2 separate regions of the Homo sapiens genome follow, and region 2 is linked to region 1. Evidence: read pairs that join two places in POLR2A ChIA-PET (ENCODE). Cell type or tissue: OCI-LY7. All regions are shown on one strand. Links, peaks and the distances in the headings refer to the core of each region. The heading gives the core; the rest is flanking DNA. Region 1 overlaps ZBTB1 (zinc finger and BTB domain containing 1). Region 2 has its middle 9.0 kb from the start of ESR2.

What was found. Peaks named below come from ENCODE experiments on the same cell type or tissue, not always from the same donor. Only the 100,000 strongest peaks of a DNase experiment are listed, where the experiment ranks them.
Region 2: POLR2A ChIA-PET joins it to region 1 with 9 read pairs; 1 of 35 experiments calls an interaction of 5 or more read pairs at or near these places.

What each region holds. Positions count from the first base shown.
Region 1 is chr14:64,506,156-64,510,549 of GRCh38, reverse strand. The region is part of intron 1 of ZBTB1 (zinc finger and BTB domain containing 1); the gene reads right to left. Among named protein-coding and RNA genes, the nearest start is that of ZBTB1, 3.6 kb to the right of the region's middle. In OCI-LY7, for the core only: no CTCF peak of the experiment used is centred there; DNase peaks (open chromatin) are centred at 1,949 and 3,639; H3K4me3 peaks cover 1,679 bases; H3K27ac peaks cover 348 bases.
Region 2 is chr14:64,301,207-64,305,600 of GRCh38, reverse strand. It overlaps a transcript of ESR2 not described here. Among named protein-coding and RNA genes, the nearest start is that of ESR2, 9.0 kb to the right of the region's middle. In OCI-LY7, for the core only: CTCF peaks have their summits at 1,752 and 1,952 (motif pointing right); a DNase peak (open chromatin) is centred at 1,960.

The DNA of each region.
Region 1 (4,394 bases), core at 268-4,267:
GGTTCTTTGGGTCTGAACCTCCCAGATATCATTTAAAAATCAGTTTATCACCTCCTGCAGAAAGCCTCTGTAACACCTTCCTCTCCCACTATTTTAGGTTTTGATCTCATTGTGTATTACCTCTTTATTTTGCACTTTTTACACTGTATTTTAATAATCAGAACAGCTACATAAAGTAGGTGTTAAAGCACAAACTAACCAGACTGCCTGGGTTTAAATTCTGGCTCTGCCACTTATTAAGTGTGTGACCTTGAGAAGGTTGCTTAGTCAATTTGTGCTTCAATTCTCTAAGAAGGGATGGTAATCCTTTCTACCTCTGAAGAATTATTGTTAAGTATATCTCTCATGGAGTAAGTGCTAAATAAGAATTGGTTATAATTATGTGTTGGTCTCCCCCATGAGATTGTGAGCAACTTTAAGGCGAGGACTTTGGCTTTTTCATTTCTCTGGAATATTAAGTATTCAGTAAGTGTTACTGAATGAATAACTGGTGAGACAGCTCTATGATGATGGGAGGGATTACCCAGTTTCCTTCTTTGAGCAGATCCTACACTTTTTTTTTTTTTTTTAATTGAGACGGAGTCTCGCTCTGTCACCCAGGCTGGAGTGCAGTGGCACAATCTCGGCTCACTGCAAGCTCCGCCTCCCAGGTTCACGCCATTCTCCTGCCTCAGCCTCCAGAGTAGCTGGGACTACAGGCGCCCACCACCACGCCCGGCCAATTTTTTTTTTTTGTATTTTTAGTAGAGACGGGGTTTCACCATGTTAGCCAGGATGGTCTCAATCTCCTGACCTCGTGATCCGCCTGCCTTGGCCTCCCAAAGTGCTGGGATTACAAGCGTGAGCCACCACACACCCGGCCAGATCCTACACATTTTAAAAAAAATTGTATTGTTTCCAATTTTGTGGCTCCAGTTTTGTTTAATTCAAACCAAAATCCTGAAAACATCACAATCATATAATTGAAATTCAACAAAATGAAACCAATTTTAAAAAATCATAAAATGCATGTTCATTCTAAGAAACTTAACTCCATTTTTAAGCTTTAAGATTCCCCCGATCCCAAATAACCTAACACACCAAAAGCCTTGCCATTTCACACATGCTGTTCCTTTGCTTAGAACCTTTTCAATGTCTAGCTCACTCTGTTTGGGACTTCTTTTTTCTTTTCTTTTTTTTGAGACAGGGTCTGGCTCTGTCATCCAGGCTGGAGTGCAATGGGGCAATTTCGGCTCACTGCAACCTCCGCCCTTCCAGGCTCAAGCGTTCCTCCCACCTCAGTCTCTCGAATAGCTGGGACTACAGGCATGCGGCACCACGCCCAGCTAACTTTTGTATTGTTTGTAGAGACAGGGTTTCGCCATGTTGGCCAGGCTGGTCTCAAACTCCTGAGATCAAACAATCCGCCTGCCTAGGCCTCCCAAGGTGCTGGGATTACAGGTGAGAGACATTGTGCCTGGCCTCTTTGGGAAGTTTTTTCTGATCTTAGGGTGAGGCAGATGCCTCTTCTGTGCTGCCAAAACAGCCTATACATACAACAATATGGTACCAATAATGCATCATCCCAACTGTGATGCTCTGTTACCACACTTAAGGCAGATATTGCAATTATTTGGCTCCCCTGCTTTACTGCAAGCTCCTTGACATCAGGGCAGTATCTCAGTCATTACTGAATGTCTGACATTTAGTTGATACTTGATGAGTTTTTGAATGAATAAATGTTTAAACAGGTAAGTTTTATTTTGCTTATCAATTTTTTGTTTATTTCAATCATGGCAACTTTTATATAGTGGTTGGAAATTAAAATTAAAATTAAAATTTAAAGCATTTTCCCATACATTATACAACTGATCTCACAACCACCCTGAGATAGGTATTTTTATTATCCTCATTTTGCAAATGAAGAAACAGGTTCAGTGGCTGACTTCCCCAAAACTGCTTATCTTGTAAGTAGAAGCTGAGACTCTTGATTCAAAGCCCTAAGTTTCAGTTTGTGTAAACCAGACAACACTCTTCTGAATATGACTATTAGCTGAAGTGCCCCTTTGGAACATTCTAAGCCTCCTAGAGTCACCTTTTTCATGAATCTAAAAGCTCTCATCATTCTCTTACTGCTCCATCTTGCAGGAAGAATGTCCAGTCCCTTCCCTAAATCCCCTTCCATCTGCTAACTCCCCACTGTCCACCAGAGCATGCCTCTTCTAATACTTCAGATTCAAAGTGGGGATGGAACTCATCTCTAAAAACGACTGCATGCATCTCATATAGACAAAAGAAAATCTGGTTAATTCTTTAATCTTCAAATTTTATTTTGAAAACTATTTTAAATTCAAAGACAGAGTAGTATAAAAACCACCCACGTCCCCAACACTCTCAAATAACCAATGTTGTAATTAACTTTCTATGTACTATTTTGGGGCTCTGTTTTTAGATCATCATCAACTTCTTCACAGTTCATTCTTCTTAAATACACATGGCTAAGGAGTGAGACCCTGCCGCTTCCTCCCCAGTATCAGTCTCTTCCATGCCACATCTGAAAACAGCGGTCATTGACCCTTCTTTCGTCCAATTTCCTTTCCATATGTTCAGCATGCAATCTTTGGTGCTGATCAAGAGGAACCCCATCCCATATCAGCACAGGGATATATTGGCAGTGGTCTTCATGGCAAGTATACCCACTCCTTCCTAATTATAAATTATGAAACTCTCTATAAAGGTGAGGGTTTGCTTTTGTTTTCATGTGTTTGGCTGCTGTAAATCAATCCATCAGAGGCTGGGCAACAACATTAACATGAACAAAGTATGAAAAATAGCCCACCATGATACAGTAAGTATTTAATAAGGACAAACCTAAAATAGCAGCCCAGTTAATCAAATAATTTTAAATCAGCCCAATGCAAAACACTCCCCTTTCCTCTACCTGGCAATTCTTACCAACCTGAGTAATGTGAACAGAGAACATGAGTCCATGAATCACCACAGGCCATCCCCAGGCAGAGTGAGGCACACACAGCTGTGATCAAATGTTGCCTTCTCTCGTTTTAAACAAGGAATTAACTGTACATGGTGATTATCTCTGGGGAGTGGGAGTCAAAATGACTTTCATTTTTGTATTTTATGTACTTCAATACAGGCTGAATTTTTCAAAGAGCATGGATTTTATAATAAAAAACATTTCCATTTTGAGAAAAAATAGACACGAGTAACCCTTAATTTGGTTCACATAAGAATATGAGAAAAAATAATTTCACCATTTTAGCATGAGATACTAGCACAGAAGAAAATGTCAGGAGAAAACATTCTATAGAGACCAAAGTGACCTCTCAAGAAGATGTTTCTCAAATATACCTCATTTTTTTTGGGAAGACAACAGATTGCAGCTTATTAACAAAAATCTATGGAAATTTTTCTGTATTTCTATACCAAATAGTTTCCTCTCCTTTGCACCAAAGGCTTAGTGCTTTTCCTGGCTAGAGGGCAAGTCTGAAAGCAGGTACTTCTTTTCTCCTGCACATTAGAAAGGGAAATGATGCTACAAAGAAAACGAGATACTCTTAAAAAGGTCGATGAACTATATCTTCCCCAGAGCCTGGCAAAAGAGGAGAATGAGGAAGCAGTACAAAAATTTAGAAGTGTTAAACTGAAATCAAAGCACAAGGTCAAGAGCAAGTGGCTGTGACTGTGCTCATGCCCTGCTAAGGCCCTGGTTAAATATGGTTTCTCTTTTCTCTGACAATGATACACCAGTCCCTTCCCCACAAAAACCCCAAAAAAGTAGGCCATCGTATTAGGAGTGGGAAGAATAGAAAGGCTTCAGGAAAGACTGTTCAACCTGAGTTATTCAATACCATGAAAATGTGGTATTAATGGAGAAAGCCTGCTTGCTCATAAAACGAATGTAAGAGGTTAACTGAAGACTCTACTGTAGACGTTATGTTTATTAACCTTTGGAAAAGCATTTCACCTCTACTATGCTTCAGTTTCCTGTTTTTGTTGTTGTTGTTGTTTGTTTTTTTGAGACAGAGTCTCGCTCTTGTTGCCCAGGCTGGAGTGCAGTGGCGCCATTTCGGCTCACTGCAACCTCCGCCTCCCAGGTTCAAGCGATTCTCCTGCCTCAGCCTCCTGAGTAGCTGGGATTACAGGCGCCCGCCACCACGCCAGGCTAATTTTTGTACTTTTAGTAGAGATGGGGTTTCGCCATGTTGGCCAGGCTGGTCTCGAACTCCTGACCTCGGGTGATCCACCCGCCTCGGCCTCCCAAAGTGTTGGGATTACAGGCGTGAGCCACTGCGCCCGGCCCAGTTTCCTGTTTCTTTAAGAGGAGGAACCCCCTTTCTAGCTCCCAAAGTCATCCAGTTATTATTGAGACTTTATTAGATATCCAGCAAGTGATT
Region 2 (4,394 bases), core at 164-4,163, 200 kb after region 1:
TGCCCTGGTTCACACCATTCTCCTGCCTCAGCCTCCCAAGTAGCTGAGACTACAGGTGTCCGCTACCACGCCCGCCTAATTTTTTTGTATTTTTAGTAGAGATGGGGTTTCACTGTGTTAGCCAGGATGGTCTCGATCTCCTGACCTCGTGATCCGCCCGCCTTGGCCTCCCAAAGTGCTGGGATTACAGGCGTGAGCCACTGCGCCCGGCCTAGTATAATAATTTTTAAAATTAGCTTTAAATATTTTTGAGTTAAAATCTTGATATTTTAAAATGTTGCCTATTAATTAATTTTTTTTTTTTTTTTTTGAGACGGAGTCTCGCTCTGTCGCCCAGGCTGGAGTGCAGTGGCACGATCTCGGCTCAGTGCAAGCTCTGCCTCCTGGGTTCACGCCATTCTCCTGCCTCAGCCTCCAGAGTAGCTGGGACTACAGGCGCCCGCCACCACGCCCGGCTAATTTTTTTGTATTTTTAGTAGAGACGGGGTTTCACCGTGTTAGCCAGGTTGGTCTCGATCTCCTGACCTTGTGATCCACCCACCTCAGCCTCCCAAAGAGCTGGGATTACAGGCGTGAGCCACCACGCCTGGCCGCCTATTAATTTTTATAAGCAGTTTGCTTTTAATATTTTAGAAGAAAATAGCTCTTTGAATACATTTAAAACCAGTTTTAACTTTTTAAATTTTAATACTTTATTTATTTATTTATTGTTTGTTTGTTTGTTTGACAGAATGTCTCGCTCTGTTGCCCAGGCTAGAGTGCAGTGGAACAATCACAGCTCACTGCAGCCTCAAACTCCTGGGCTCAAGCCATCCTCCCACCTCAGCCTCCCAAGTAGCTAGGACTAGAGGCATGAGTCACCACACCCAGCTAATTTTTAAAAGATTTTTTTTTTGCAGAGACATGGTCTCACTATGTTGCCCAGGCTGATCTCAAACTCCTGACTTCAAGTGATCCTCCTGCTTCAGCCTCCCAAAGCGTTGGAGGTTACAGGCATCAGCTACTATGCGCAGGTTTTAATTTACTTTTGAATAAGTATGTGAAATTAAATAATTCAAACTTAAAGCTGTTGGAACTTTATTCTGAGCCTTGAGAGGTGTGTGGCTGTGCAGCCTGAGTCACATGGCATGCAGCTGCAACTTTTGCCTTGTTTTTCCTTTAGATAATTAAGAACAAACAGCACCAAAGACCCCCACAGATCATTACCCCTCCTTATAGAGTAATAAAGTATTCTTTCTTGGAATTTAGCAATCTGTAACCAATCAAATTGCTGTGGCATATGCACTAGTCTTGTATGAAAAGAGTCTTGCTCTGTCGCCCAGGCTGCAGGGCAGTGGCAGTCATAGCTCACTGCAGCCTCGAACCTGCCGGGCTCAGGTGATCCTCCCACCTCAGCCCTCTGAGTAGCTAGGACTACAGGCATGCACCACTGTGCCCAGCTAAATGTATTTTTTGTAGAGATGGAGTTTTGCCATGTTGCTCAGCCTGTTTTTGAACTGGGCTCAAGCAATCCTCCCATCTCAGCCTTCCAAAGTGCTGGGATTACAGGCGTGAGCCACCATGCCCGGCCAAAACCAACTAATATTAACAGTATTTTGTGTGTCTCTCTAAATATATCCTATGTGAATGTATGTATGTATTCTTTCTTTTGCCTTTATAAACAAATGATAGTATATTTTTCATAACGTTCTGCACTCTGATTTTCTTCTCAATGTATCTTGGCAGTCTTTCTCAGTATATAGTGACTTTTCTCATTTTTTTATCTTTATACCTCAATATCTGGCACATAGTAAGCAAATCATAAATGCTGAGTGAATGAAATATTAAATGAATAAAAAGGAAATTTTTGTGCTGCTATTGGAAATTAGCTCTCTATATATTTCAACATGTTACACATATACAATGATCTAAAAACTTGTCTTACTCTTTCCTATCCACTAGAGGGAGACATCAACCTGTTGTGGAAAAGAATGATCACTTAAAGTCTTTAGAAATTCTGAACCAACTCTCTAGCAGGTGATCCTTGTTAGAATTTGAGCCCTTAACGCTATCCAGGACTGGAGGTTGAAGGGACGATAGAGGGAGCAGGAGGAGAATGCACATGGATTAAGGAGCGAGAACACAGGTGAACTTCAGCTTTTTTGCTAACAGTCAGACAAACTACTGACCCTGACTCAGTGATGTGCTAGTAAACCAGCTCTTTAAAAAAAAAAAAAAAGCCCTAGATTGCTGATTTGTATGTAATGTTTATGAATTTCAGTAGAGAAAAAGACAATATTCAAACTGAGCCATGCACCCAAAACAAGAGAACAGCCAAGAAGTGTTCACTTCTATCAGTGCCCTGGGTTGTTTGAAAAAAGAAGCCGACCTGAGCACCTGTGAGCTCCCTTCTGGCGAGGAGAAATCTGGAGTGTAGTTATTCCACCATGGCCAAATTCAAGCCACTCGGGGTTTAATCACCGAATTGCAAATTCCTTGAACATTTAACAGTAGGCTCTCTTGGCTGGGCGCGGTGGCTCATGCCTGTAATCCCAGCAATTTGGGAGGCCATGGCAGGAGGATTACCTGAGGTCGGGAGTTGGAGACCAGCCTGGCCAACATAGTGAAACCCCATTTCTACTAAAAATACAAAAAATTAGCTGGGCGTGGTGGCAGGTGCCTGTGGTCCCAGCTACTCGGGAGGCTGAGGCAGGAGAATCGCTTGAACCCAGGAGGCGGAGGTTGCAGTGAGCCGAGATTGTGCCACTGCACTCCAGCCTGGGCGACAACAGTGAAACTCCATCTCAAAAAAACAAAACAACAATAACAACAACAGTAGGCTCTCTTGAGCCAGCCTGAGCAGGCTCTTGCATGCTGCTGAAGCTTGTCGGGTCTTAGTTACTTTTCCTGTAAAGTGGGGATGATAAATCTGCTCATTATGTAGATTCTATTACATAGAGGACACATAAGTTCTTTGAATGCTTAAAGCAATGTTTCCTAAACTTCTTTGGTCATGAAATCACCCAGTGGCTTGTGTAAAATAAACATTCCCAGGACCTGCCCTAGAGCACCTGGGTTAGAACATTTTGGGGGAGGGGGCTGGGAATCTGTATTTTAAATAAGCAACCCAGGTGAGGCCGGGCGCGGTGCCTCACACCTGTAATCCCAGCACTTTGGGAGGCCGAGGCGGGTGGATCACGAGATCAAGAGATTGAGACCATCCTGGCTAACACGGTGAAATTCCATCTCTACTAAAAATACAAAAAAATTAGCCGGGCATGGTGGCAGGAGCCTGTAGTCCCAGCTATTTGGGAGGCCGAGGCAGGAGAATGGCATGAACCCGGGAGACAGAGCTTGCAGTGAGCCGAGATTGCGCCACTGCACTCCAGCCTGGGCGACAGAGCGAGACTGTCTCAAAAAATAAATAAATAAATAAATAAATAAATAAATAAATAAATAAAAATAAAAAATAAAAAAGTGACCCAGGTGACTCTTATGACCCTGTGAAATGGGAGAAACACTGCTGCAAATTACTCTTATAATTGGGTCAGGTGTCAGGGGTCTTTCTCTAACTTCACAATTGGGCCTGCTTGAAGAGATGTGTGCAGAGTTCCACAACACACTCCAGGCAGGCATTTAATCCGTTCACTGTCTTCTCTACCCTCAGAGCCCAAACTTCCCAAAGAGGAAAACCTGCTCCTTGCCATCTCTTAGGCCAAGGCTTCTGTACACCTGGGAAGTCCTTCAATCTGAGGATCTCTGGGTTGTTTTCAAGCTACTATTTATTGAGAATTTACAAAGTGTCAGGCACGTTACAGCAATTTGTCATTTCTATGAAATAGCTTCTTGTGCTATTCCCATTTTACAGAGAAAAATCAAAGAAGTTGGGAAAATGTCGAAGGGCACACAACTAGGAAGTGTTTGTGCTGAAAACCCACCCTAGGCCCAAGCCTTGGAACTCCAAGCCTGGGTTCCATCCCTGCACTGGGCAATTCTGATCTATGTGCGCTAGTTTCCTTGTGTTCTCTGTTCTCTCCGTAGAAATCCTGGGCTCTCTTCTCCCAGCCACAAGGTTAGGTTGAAAAACAGAGCAGATGGAGGTAGTTTGTAGCCTACAGGTGCCCTGAATGAAGCTTCCACAGTGCTAAAGTGGAAGAACGAGGGACTCCAAGGGAAGGATTCAAGGCTGGGCCCATGCACCTGTGTAATTCAGAAGAGACCCCAGAGGAGATCAGCGCCCTCTAATTAGCCCTGGTAAGGAGCTCTGGGAGTTACTGTAACTCTCTCAGAAGAACCCAAACATGCGGGAACGTGACTTCTTACCTTCTGAAAGTCCACAAAATTCCTGATTGCCACCATTAATTTGTCACTTATCATTTGCAACAGGCATTGTAGGTTGTCTTATGCATTTGTCT